2 separate regions of the Mus musculus genome follow, and region 2 is linked to region 1. Evidence: chromatin loops called from intact Hi-C (ENCODE). Cell type or tissue: left cerebral cortex. All regions are shown on one strand. Links, peaks and the distances in the headings refer to the core of each region. The heading gives the core; the rest is flanking DNA.

Region 1 (4,583 bases), core at 1,035-3,534:
TTTCCCTTTAGAGAACCCTGACTCACACTTCATCCTTTAGTGGGAATCCAAACTCCAGTCTTCACACATGCATGACCACCTTTTTTTTGGTTTTTTGAGACAGGGTTTCTCTGTATAGCCCTGGCTGTCCTGAAACTCACTTTGCAGTCCAGGCTGGACTCGAACTCAGAAACCCGCCTGCCTCTGCCTCCCGAGTGCTGGGATTAAAGGCGTGTGCCACCACGCCCGGCCTTATTATTACGTTTGAGACAGCCCCAGCTTGCCCCAGACTCCCCATCCTCTTGTTTCCTCTTCCTCAGACCTGGGATTATAGGCTGGCTTGTGCCACCATGCTTTGTTTGAGGGTGACACTGCACATGTTAGTCTCACACTGCCAACTGACCTACATCCCAGGCTGCTGTGTGCGTGTGCATGTGTGGCCAGAGAGCGACTTTGTTATACCCCAGGAACAACTGTTAGCTTCTTTTCTGAGCTAGGCCTGGATTGAGCTGGCTGGAAGGGAGCTCCGAGGATCTGCTTGTCTCTGCCTCCCGGGCACTGAGACTGCGTGTGAGGTCTGGGTATGTAACTCGGGTCCTTGAGCTTACAAGGCAAGCCCTTTATCAACCGAGCTCCCCAAACCCAGCAAGCTTTTTCCTATTTCTTTTTTAAGGTTTGGTATCCATATATTGCTCAGACTGGTCTGAAGTTCTTGGGCTAAAGGGAACCTTGGGCCTCAGCTTCCTGAGTATCTGGGATTGCAGCAGGTGTCACTGTGCCTGGCTTAGAAGGAATGTGTTTGTTTGTTTGTTGGTTTGCAGAGGTGAGGCCGGTAGAACTCACTCACCACATAGCTGAGCATATTGGTTAGGTTTTTGTTTTTTGCCAGTTTGACACAAGCTAGAGTCATCTGGGAGGAGGGAACTTCAATTGAGAAGATATCTCCATCAGATTGGCTTCTAGGCCACTCTATGAGGGCAGTTGTTTGATGGGCAGATTGTCTGCACTGCAAAAACCACAAGCTGAGCAAGCCATTGAGAGCAAGCCGGTGAGCATCCTCCATCTTCTCTGCCTCAGCTGCTACCTCCAGCTTCCTGCCTGGGCTTCCCTCCATGATGGACTGTGACACACAAGTATAAATAACTCTTTCCTCCCTACACTGCTTTTAGTCTGGGTCTTTATCACAGTACTAGGAACTGGAACGCCAAGGCTAGCTAGAAGCCATGGTCCTGCTGCTTTGAGCTCTCGGATTACAAACATGCCCTGCCAGGCCTCATTTGGCAGGGGGTGGGAACTACAGAAATAGCTCAGTGGTTAACAGCGAGCTCTTTTGCTCGCAGCAGAGGATCTAGGTTCATACCCAGCACCCAGGAGTCAGCTCACAAGAATCTGTAACTGGCTATCTGATGCCCTCTTCTGGCCTTCTCAGGTACTGCTTGTGCGTGGTGCACAGACACACAAGGAGGCAATACACTCATACACGTAAAATAAAAATGAATAAATCCGGCTGGAGAGATGGCTCAGTGGTTAAGAGCACGGGCTGCTCTTCCAGAGGTCCTGAGTTCAATTCCCAGCAACCACACGGTGGCTCACAACCATCTGATGCCCTCTTCTGGTGTGGCTGAAGGCAGCTACAGTGCACTCATATAAATGTTTAAAGAAGAAACTGAATAAGTCAAGCACGACAGTGGTGAAGCTGACAGCCGAGGGTCAAAAAATGCCTGCGAGCCAAGGCTGACCAGAGCACAGAAGAGCCACAGATCCCCCGAGTGGAAGCAGAGAAGGCCAAGAACCCCATAAAAGCTGTGGGGTTGGCCTGTGCTATCAGCTTCCCACTTGGTGTCTTTCTTCATCCTTAGCAAGCAGGAAGTAACAAGGACTGTTTGCATCAGAGGAAGGGAAGCCCAGCAGAGCACGGGGGCGTCCAAAGCCGGTGAGTAAGAGAGTTGAGGGTTCAGGGCCTTCTCCCAACCAGCTCAGTTCCCTGAAGCTGGGTCTGGAGTACAGGCCTGAGGAGCCCGGCAGCCTTGGGGAGGCTGAAAGTCACTACCACTGAGGTCCACTAGAGGGCGCGTGATGCCCAAGTTGTCACTACCTGACTCTTCTACTCTGAACAACCAAAGGCAAATAAGTTACTAAGTACGTGTGTGTGTGTGTGTGTGTGTGTGTTATGAACCAAGCATAAATAATTTTGTTATTGTTTTATTTTTTTTGCCCAGGCTGACCTCAAACTCAGCATCACTCATCTTTGCCTCTGGAGTGCTGGGATTAAAGGCCTGCACCACCAAGATTGCTAAAAACAAATCTCTTTTTAAAAAGATTTGGGCTGGTGAGATGGCTTAGCGGTTAAGAGCGCCGACTGCTCTTCCGAAGGTCCTGAGTTCAAATCCCAGCAACCACATGGTGGCTCACAACCATCCGTAACGAAATCTGATGCCCTCTTCTGGAGTGTCTGAAGACAGCTACAGTGTAATTACATGTAATAAATAAATATTAAAAAAAAAAAAGATTTATGTGGCCGGTTGGTGGTGGCGCACGCCTTTAATCCCAGCACTGGGGAGGCAGAGGCAGGCAGATTTCTGAGTTTGAGGTTAGCCTGGTCTACAGGGTGAGTTCCAGGACAGCCAGGGCTATACAGAGAAACCCTGTCTCAGGAAACCAAAAATATTTATGTGTTTTATGTATATGAGCCAGATCCCATGATGAATGCTTGTGGTTGCTGGGGCTTGAACTCAGGACTCTGGAAGAGCAACTAATTCTTTTATCCACGGACCTGTTTCTTCAGCCCCCCAACCCCCAAATGGATCCTTAAAAAAGAAAAAAAAAAAAGGGTGAAAAGAATGGTTTTGGACTTAGGAAACAGGTTGCAAAAATAGTTTGGCACATTATATGCCTTTTTTTAAACCAAGAAACACACAGGATAAATTTGCTGCTACATACGCTGTTTTGACATTGTTTTCAAGCAAGAACACATTGCTTATTAAACACAACACAATCTGGAACAAATGGAATTGTGGGGCACATTGGGCTGAGCCAGAACTCAGCTGTGCAGGGCAGTCCTGCCAGGAGAGAGGTGGGGAGGGGGGAGGGAGGCGGGGTCAGGAGAGAGGTGGGGGGAAAGGAGGTGGGTTGGGAAAAGTTAATATCATGATGCAGGAAGCAGGTCGTTGGAGGGCTGCTTTGGAAATTGGAAGTGTCAATGATTGGCTGCGGTGCTGTTACTGAGGGTAAAGATGGGGCCATCACTGAAGATGTTCAGGTAAGTGACGGCAAGGGGGTGGAGAGTCAGTGAAGTCGGGCTGGTGACTGGGTCCCGGAACACATACTTAAGTCCTGCTTGGAGCGTGGGAAGAAGTGTTGGTGAACTAGAGATGGGCAAAGCTATGTGGTTTAGAGGGATCTAGAGATACGCAGTGGAAAGAGCTGGGTTGGGGATTGGATGGGGAAGAGCTTGTAGGGTCTGAGATGGCCTCAAGGTGTCCTGCCTTGGCCTGAAGCCAGCTCAAAAGCCCTCTGCTGACAGCCTCCCTCTTACCACAGACCACTGCCAGTGCCCAGTGGGTAGAGCGCCCAGTCAGTTCCCTGACACCCTTTTCTGCACAATGAGCATACTCTAGCCCCCCATTACCCACCTTTGTTCTCTGCACCCCCTTTTGGCTCTTCCGAACCTTCAGTCTTCTCACCAAGAAAGAAAGCCCACTAGCAGCTGACACACTCTCAGAAAAGGGGTTGGAAAGGAGAGGAGAGGCACACTGGATCCCACTCTCTCTCCTGAGCCACCAGGGCAAGCCTGGTGTCCATGACTGTTCCTGGGGACTCTATCCACCCCAGACAGACAGGACAATGACTGAAGGAATGATTCCACCCAAGCTGGAGAGTTTTGTTGTTGTTATGGTCTGGTGTTTTTTGTCTTTGTTTTTTTTGTTTGTTTTGTTTTGTTTTGTTTTGTTGTTTTGTTTTGTTTTGTTTTTCTAGACAGGGTTTCTCTATATAGCCCTGGCTGTCCTGGAACTCACTTTGTAGACCAGGCTGGCCTCAAACTCAGAGATCTGCCTGTCTCCCCACCACCAACCGGCACAGGTTTTTGTTTTGTTCTTGTTTTTCTTTATTTTTCCTTTTCCCGAGAGAAATAACTTGAAGTTGGATGAGTAGGGAGATGGGTGGGGGGGGTATCTATGAGGACTCGAGGAGAAAGAATATGATTAAATAGAGTGTATGAAAAATTGAGCCACATAGTGGTGGCACACACCTTTAACCCCAGCACTCAGGAAGCAGGGAGGTGGATCTCTTTGAGTACAAGGCCAGCCTGGTCTACAGGACAGCCAGTGCTAGGTCCTGAAAATCCAAAAAACCAAGCCAACACAAACAAAATTAAACACAGTTAAATATAATTTCCCTGTGTTCTTTCCTCCTTCAAACGCTCCTCCCCTCCACACCCCTTTCACTCAAACTCATGGCCTCTATTTCTGCAACTGTGGTGACATATATGTGTGTATGTACACACACACACACACACACACACACACTCCTAAGTTCTTCTCAAGTGGAACTTGAACTGGGGTTACCTTTAGGAGTGCAGTATCTATGGGTGTCTACAGGCAGCT
Region 2 (4,583 bases), core at 1,191-3,690, 260 kb before region 1:
GCCTATAGGGAAAGAAAAGCAGGTGAGTGGTTGCTAGGGTCTGTAGGCAGAGTGGCCCCGGACTGGGTGCCAAGGCAGCTGGATGCCAGCTGAGAAAGCGCAGTCCATAGGCCGGGGATCCCTATCCCGCCTGGGGGGATGCTTACGGGGCCCGCAAAAGGAGCAGTGCTTGCGTGTCCGGACTGACATAAAACAGAACGCCAGTTATTTCTAGGTTGGGGTGGAGAGTTCTGTGCGAAGGCGTTGACTTTTCAACACCCCAAAAGCTCAGTCGGCGTGCGTGTTCATCCCTGGGAGATAGCCAGACCCTTTGTTCTGAGCTGATTCTGTCTGTTAGGGCTCACACAAGCAGTATAGTCGCGTACAGAATGGAAACTGAAAGCGGACACCTCATTACCCAGGTTTATCAGCTAGAGGGTGCTCCTCCCATTTTTAACTCGGACTCACTCGGAATTCAGAGGCCTAAGGGGGGGGGGGATCAAATATAAGAATTCATGAAGATCAACTGGAGGAATTTATACTGTGGGAGTCACAACACGGACAGTGAATACAGAACCGGAGGTGACTGTGTTGTTAAAATATAACACAGGGGCTTTCAGAATTGTCATTACTGATAGAGCACTTAAGAAAAATACATAAAATGGCTTTCCTTCAGTACAACGGAATTAAACATCTTGTCTGTCAAAAAAGAAAGAAAACTGATTCTAGACGACTTTAAGGCAGTGGCTGGCTCTCAACCTGTGAGTCGTAAGCCCTTTGGGAATCAAACCGTTACACAGGGGTCACAAATGAGATATCCTGCATATCAGACGTTTACTTACAATTCATAACTAGCAAAATTACAGTTATGAAGTAGCAACGAAGTAATTATGGTTGGGGATCACAACAGGAGGAACTGTATTAAAGGGTAGCAGTGTCAGTGCCTGTCTGCCCCTCAGCCCTGTGCTCTTGGTCTCAGCCATCTTCACCACCACCTGTTGTCTTTAACAGTTAACATCCCGAGATGGCTCCCCTTTCCTTCCTCCATAAGGCTAGCTATGAACTTCTACTGGCTACCTTTAACCCTACACACTCATCCTCCCCCATTCTTGAAAATCTCCTACATTTTGTGGCAATCCCTCCTCTCCCCCAGGTATATATCTGTCTTACTTCCTCTGTCTGTTTTTATTTAAGTTCTGTGTCCATGTTGGCCTTTTTTCTTGCCACATTTCCTCTGATCCTATGGCTTCAACTTCCCTGGCCCCAAGATGTCGAGGGAGGGCTCCCTTGTCTGGTCTTCAGTTCAGGTCTACTCAACCTCTGAAATCATGTAGTGAGCAGAGCATAGTGGCCCACTCCTACAATCCCAGAAAATTGGGAGACTGAGGCAGGAAGAGCATCATAAATCTGAGGCCAGCGTACAGCTATAGAGTGAGATCCTATCTAAAAAAAAAAAAGCTGGGCGTGGTGGCGCCTACCTTTAATCCCAGCACTCGGGAGGCAGAGGCAGGCGGATTTCTGAGTTCGAGGCCAGCCTGGTCTACAGAGTGAGTTCTAGGACAGCCAGGGCTACACAGAGAAACCCTGTCTCGAAAAACAAAATAAGGTCTCTTGCTGCAGCAACGAGAGTGGGAGCACCTGGAGCGCAAGCTTGGAAGGAGAATCCACGAGTTGTAAGAAAATGGCAGACAAGCCGGACATAGGGGAAATCGCCAGCTTCAATAAGGGCAAGCTGAAGAAAACCGAGACGCAGGAGAACACCCTGCCGACCAAAGAGACCACTGAACAGGAAAAGAGGAGTGAAATCTCCTAAAAGCCTAGGAAGACTTCCCCATCCCACCCCACCCCACCCCCTCGTGATTTGGAGGAAGAGCCACCTGTAAGATGGACCCGAGCCACAAGCTGCACTGTGAAACCTGGGCACTCCGAGCCGATGCCACCGGCCCACGGGTCTCTGAAGGGGACCCCTCCGCTAATCGGTCTGCCAAATTTCACCGGTTTGCCCTGGGATATTATAGAAAATTATTTGTATGATTGATGAAAATAAAAACACCTCGTGGCAAAAAAAGAAAACAAAACAAAACAAAAAAATCGGGGGTTGGGCAGTCTAATGAGAAGAGCAATCACCAGGACCCATATGGTGGAAGGAGACAACTGACTCATAACAAACTTCTCTGGCCTCTACAACCTATTTAATCATTTCTCAGCTAGAGGGTGCTCTTCCCATATATATGAGCAGACTCGCATACAAATGTAATTTTAAAAACAATGTCAAGAGGCAGGCGGATTTCTCTCTCTCTTTCTTTCTTTCTTTCTCTCTCTCTCTCTTCCTTCCTTTCTTTCTTTCTTTCTTTCTTTCTTTCTTTCTTTCTTTCTTTTTTTGGGTTTTGGTTTTCTGAGACAGGGTTTCTCTGTATAGCCCTGGCTGTCCTAGAACTCACTCTGTAGACCAGGCTGGCCTCGAACTCAGACATCTGCCTGCCTCTGCTTCCTAAGTGCTGGGATTAAAGGCGTGCACCACCACACCCGGCTAAGCAGGTGGATTTCTGAGTTCGAAGCCAGCCTGGTGTACAGAGTGAGTTCCAGGACAGCCAAGGCTACACAGAGAAACCCTGTCTTGAAAAACAAAACAAAAAAAAAAAAAGAAACAACAACAAAACAACTGAAAGATCCTGACAGAATGTAAAAGGACACAGAAGCCCTGAAATTGGCAAGATAGATGTCAGTGTTAGCAGAAGTAGCTTCACTGATTTAGAAAAATAGAGGTGCACAATGCTCTGGCCACTCCTTGAACCTGTGTGTCTGCCAATGTTTTGACCGTTCCTTGACCCATGTGTGTGCCCACTGATGAAGCCCATTGCCAGGTGTTTGTGATATTGGTTGCTGAGAAAGAGTCAGAAAATCAACCCAGCAACCACAGCCGGGCCAATCCGGAGTTGCTACACCTACACCAGCCTCTTTCCTTGTACCTCTCCCATACCCATTTCTTGAGAATAGACATTGTTTAGATCTGGAAATCCCCTACTCCCCCCCCCCTTCTCCTTTCCCCCCTGAGGGCCTATAAAAACTGGGACCCCTTTCCCCTCGAGGTCGACTCCTCTACCCCTGCGTGGGATATGAGTCGTGGGATATGAGTCGTCCCCAGAGCTCTGGTTTTCCCCGAATAAAGCCTCAGGTGGTTTGCAACAAGCTCGGTCTGTCGTGAGTTCTTGGGTGTTCGCTATTGTCCTGAGGCCTGAGCAAGGGGCTCCTTTTGGAGTCTTTCACAACCAATGCCAGGTGTGACAGTACAGCATTTTATTCCAGCTCCCCTTAAATGCTGAAGCAGGACAATCAAATGTTCAATGGGGCAACTTAATGTTAGCAATATTAGTGAATTACCTAAAAACTGGAAGGTAAGAAATGCTACTACTGGTCAGGTGTGGCATATGCCTTTAATCCCAGAAAATTGGGGGTAGAGGCAAGCAGATTTCTGAGTTCAAGGCCAACCTGTTCTACAGAATGAATTCCAAGACAGGAAGAAACAGAGACACAGAGAAACCATGCCCTACCCCACCCCACCCCAAAAAAAAGAAAGAGAAAAAGGAAAGAAAGACTACTGGAGAGTTGAGAGAAGCGTCGGGAAGTAACTGTGTGTGCTGTCCCAGCATGAGGACCCAAGTTCAAATCCTCAAAGAACAAATCGGTTGCAGTCACAAGCCGATACTCCTCCTGCCGCGGAAGACAGAGAGAGAAGGCTCATGGGCCACCAGCCTTGCTCAGGCTCCTTGAAAGCCCCATGTCTCGAGAGAATAGGGTGCAGAGTTACAGAGTAGGACACGATCTCTGGTCTCCATGTATTCACAAGGGCATAGGCACTCAGATCACACATAGAAAAATGGAAAGGGTACCAGGCATCTGGAGGTGCTGGCTTCAGGGTGATCAGTGAGCACAGGGTAAGCTTCAGTGAGGAGGTAACACTGGGGAGAGACCGGCAAACCCTGAGAAGGTGCAGCGGATGAGTGGCTGGGCAGAGCTCCAGCAGCAGGGACGCAGGTGCGGGGTTTTGGACGCTTAGAGAGGAACTAGTGAAGAGTGGCTGATAGGTGAGGGCTCAGTCCCGGGTTACATCGTGGGCCTGTACTGTGAAGCATGAGGGCCCACCGGAGGGTGTGAGGGTGATGCTTGACTTAGGTCTAGTGGGATCTCTCCAGTGCCTCTGTGGGAATAGAGCCTGGTGGGGTGGGAGGCAGGAGTGGGAACAGTGAGGTTTGGCAAGAGAGGACGTTCTTTTGATCCCACTGCCTCAGCTTCCGTAGTCTCATTTTCTTTGCCATCTCCTCCACAGCTGCACCTACACAGACTATTGTCCTCTCACACCAGGCCGAGTGCAACCGTCTCCTTTCCTAGACTCAACTTGATTTGCTATGCTGTTTTTCCTAGGGAGAGGCATGGACATGCCTGTTCACCCCAGGTGGGGTAGCCATGGAGCAAAGAAACAATTCCCACCCAATCCAGTTTGAGCCAGTGAGTTTATTGGGGTAACTTGCAGGAGCGTGTCGGGGGAGCCGTGCTCACTGGAGCACGCGAGGCTCCTGACAGCGGCATCACTGGAAAGCCCATGC

What was found. Hi-C counts contacts between places; a loop is a spot of excess contacts. Peaks named below come from ENCODE experiments on the same cell type or tissue, not always from the same donor. Only the 100,000 strongest peaks of a DNase experiment are listed, where the experiment ranks them.
Region 2: a loop joins it to region 1, with 2.5 times the contacts of the local background. A loop is called at or near these places in 1 of 42 quality-filtered maps.

What each region holds. Positions count from the first base shown.
Region 1 is chr19:5,784,053-5,788,635 of GRCm38, reverse strand. No RefSeq gene overlaps it. Among named protein-coding and RNA genes, the nearest start is that of Scyl1, 15 kb to the right of the region's middle. In left cerebral cortex, for the core only: CTCF peaks have their summits at 1,395 (motif pointing left) and 2,036 (motif pointing right); DNase peaks (open chromatin) are centred at 1,389 and 2,019; H3K27ac peaks cover 397 bases.
Region 2 is chr19:6,041,900-6,046,482 of GRCm38, reverse strand. It overlaps the pseudogene Gm8034. Among named protein-coding and RNA genes, the nearest start is that of Syvn1, 2.4 kb to the left of the region's middle. In left cerebral cortex, for the core only: a CTCF peak has its summit at 2,205; no DNase peak of the experiment used is centred there.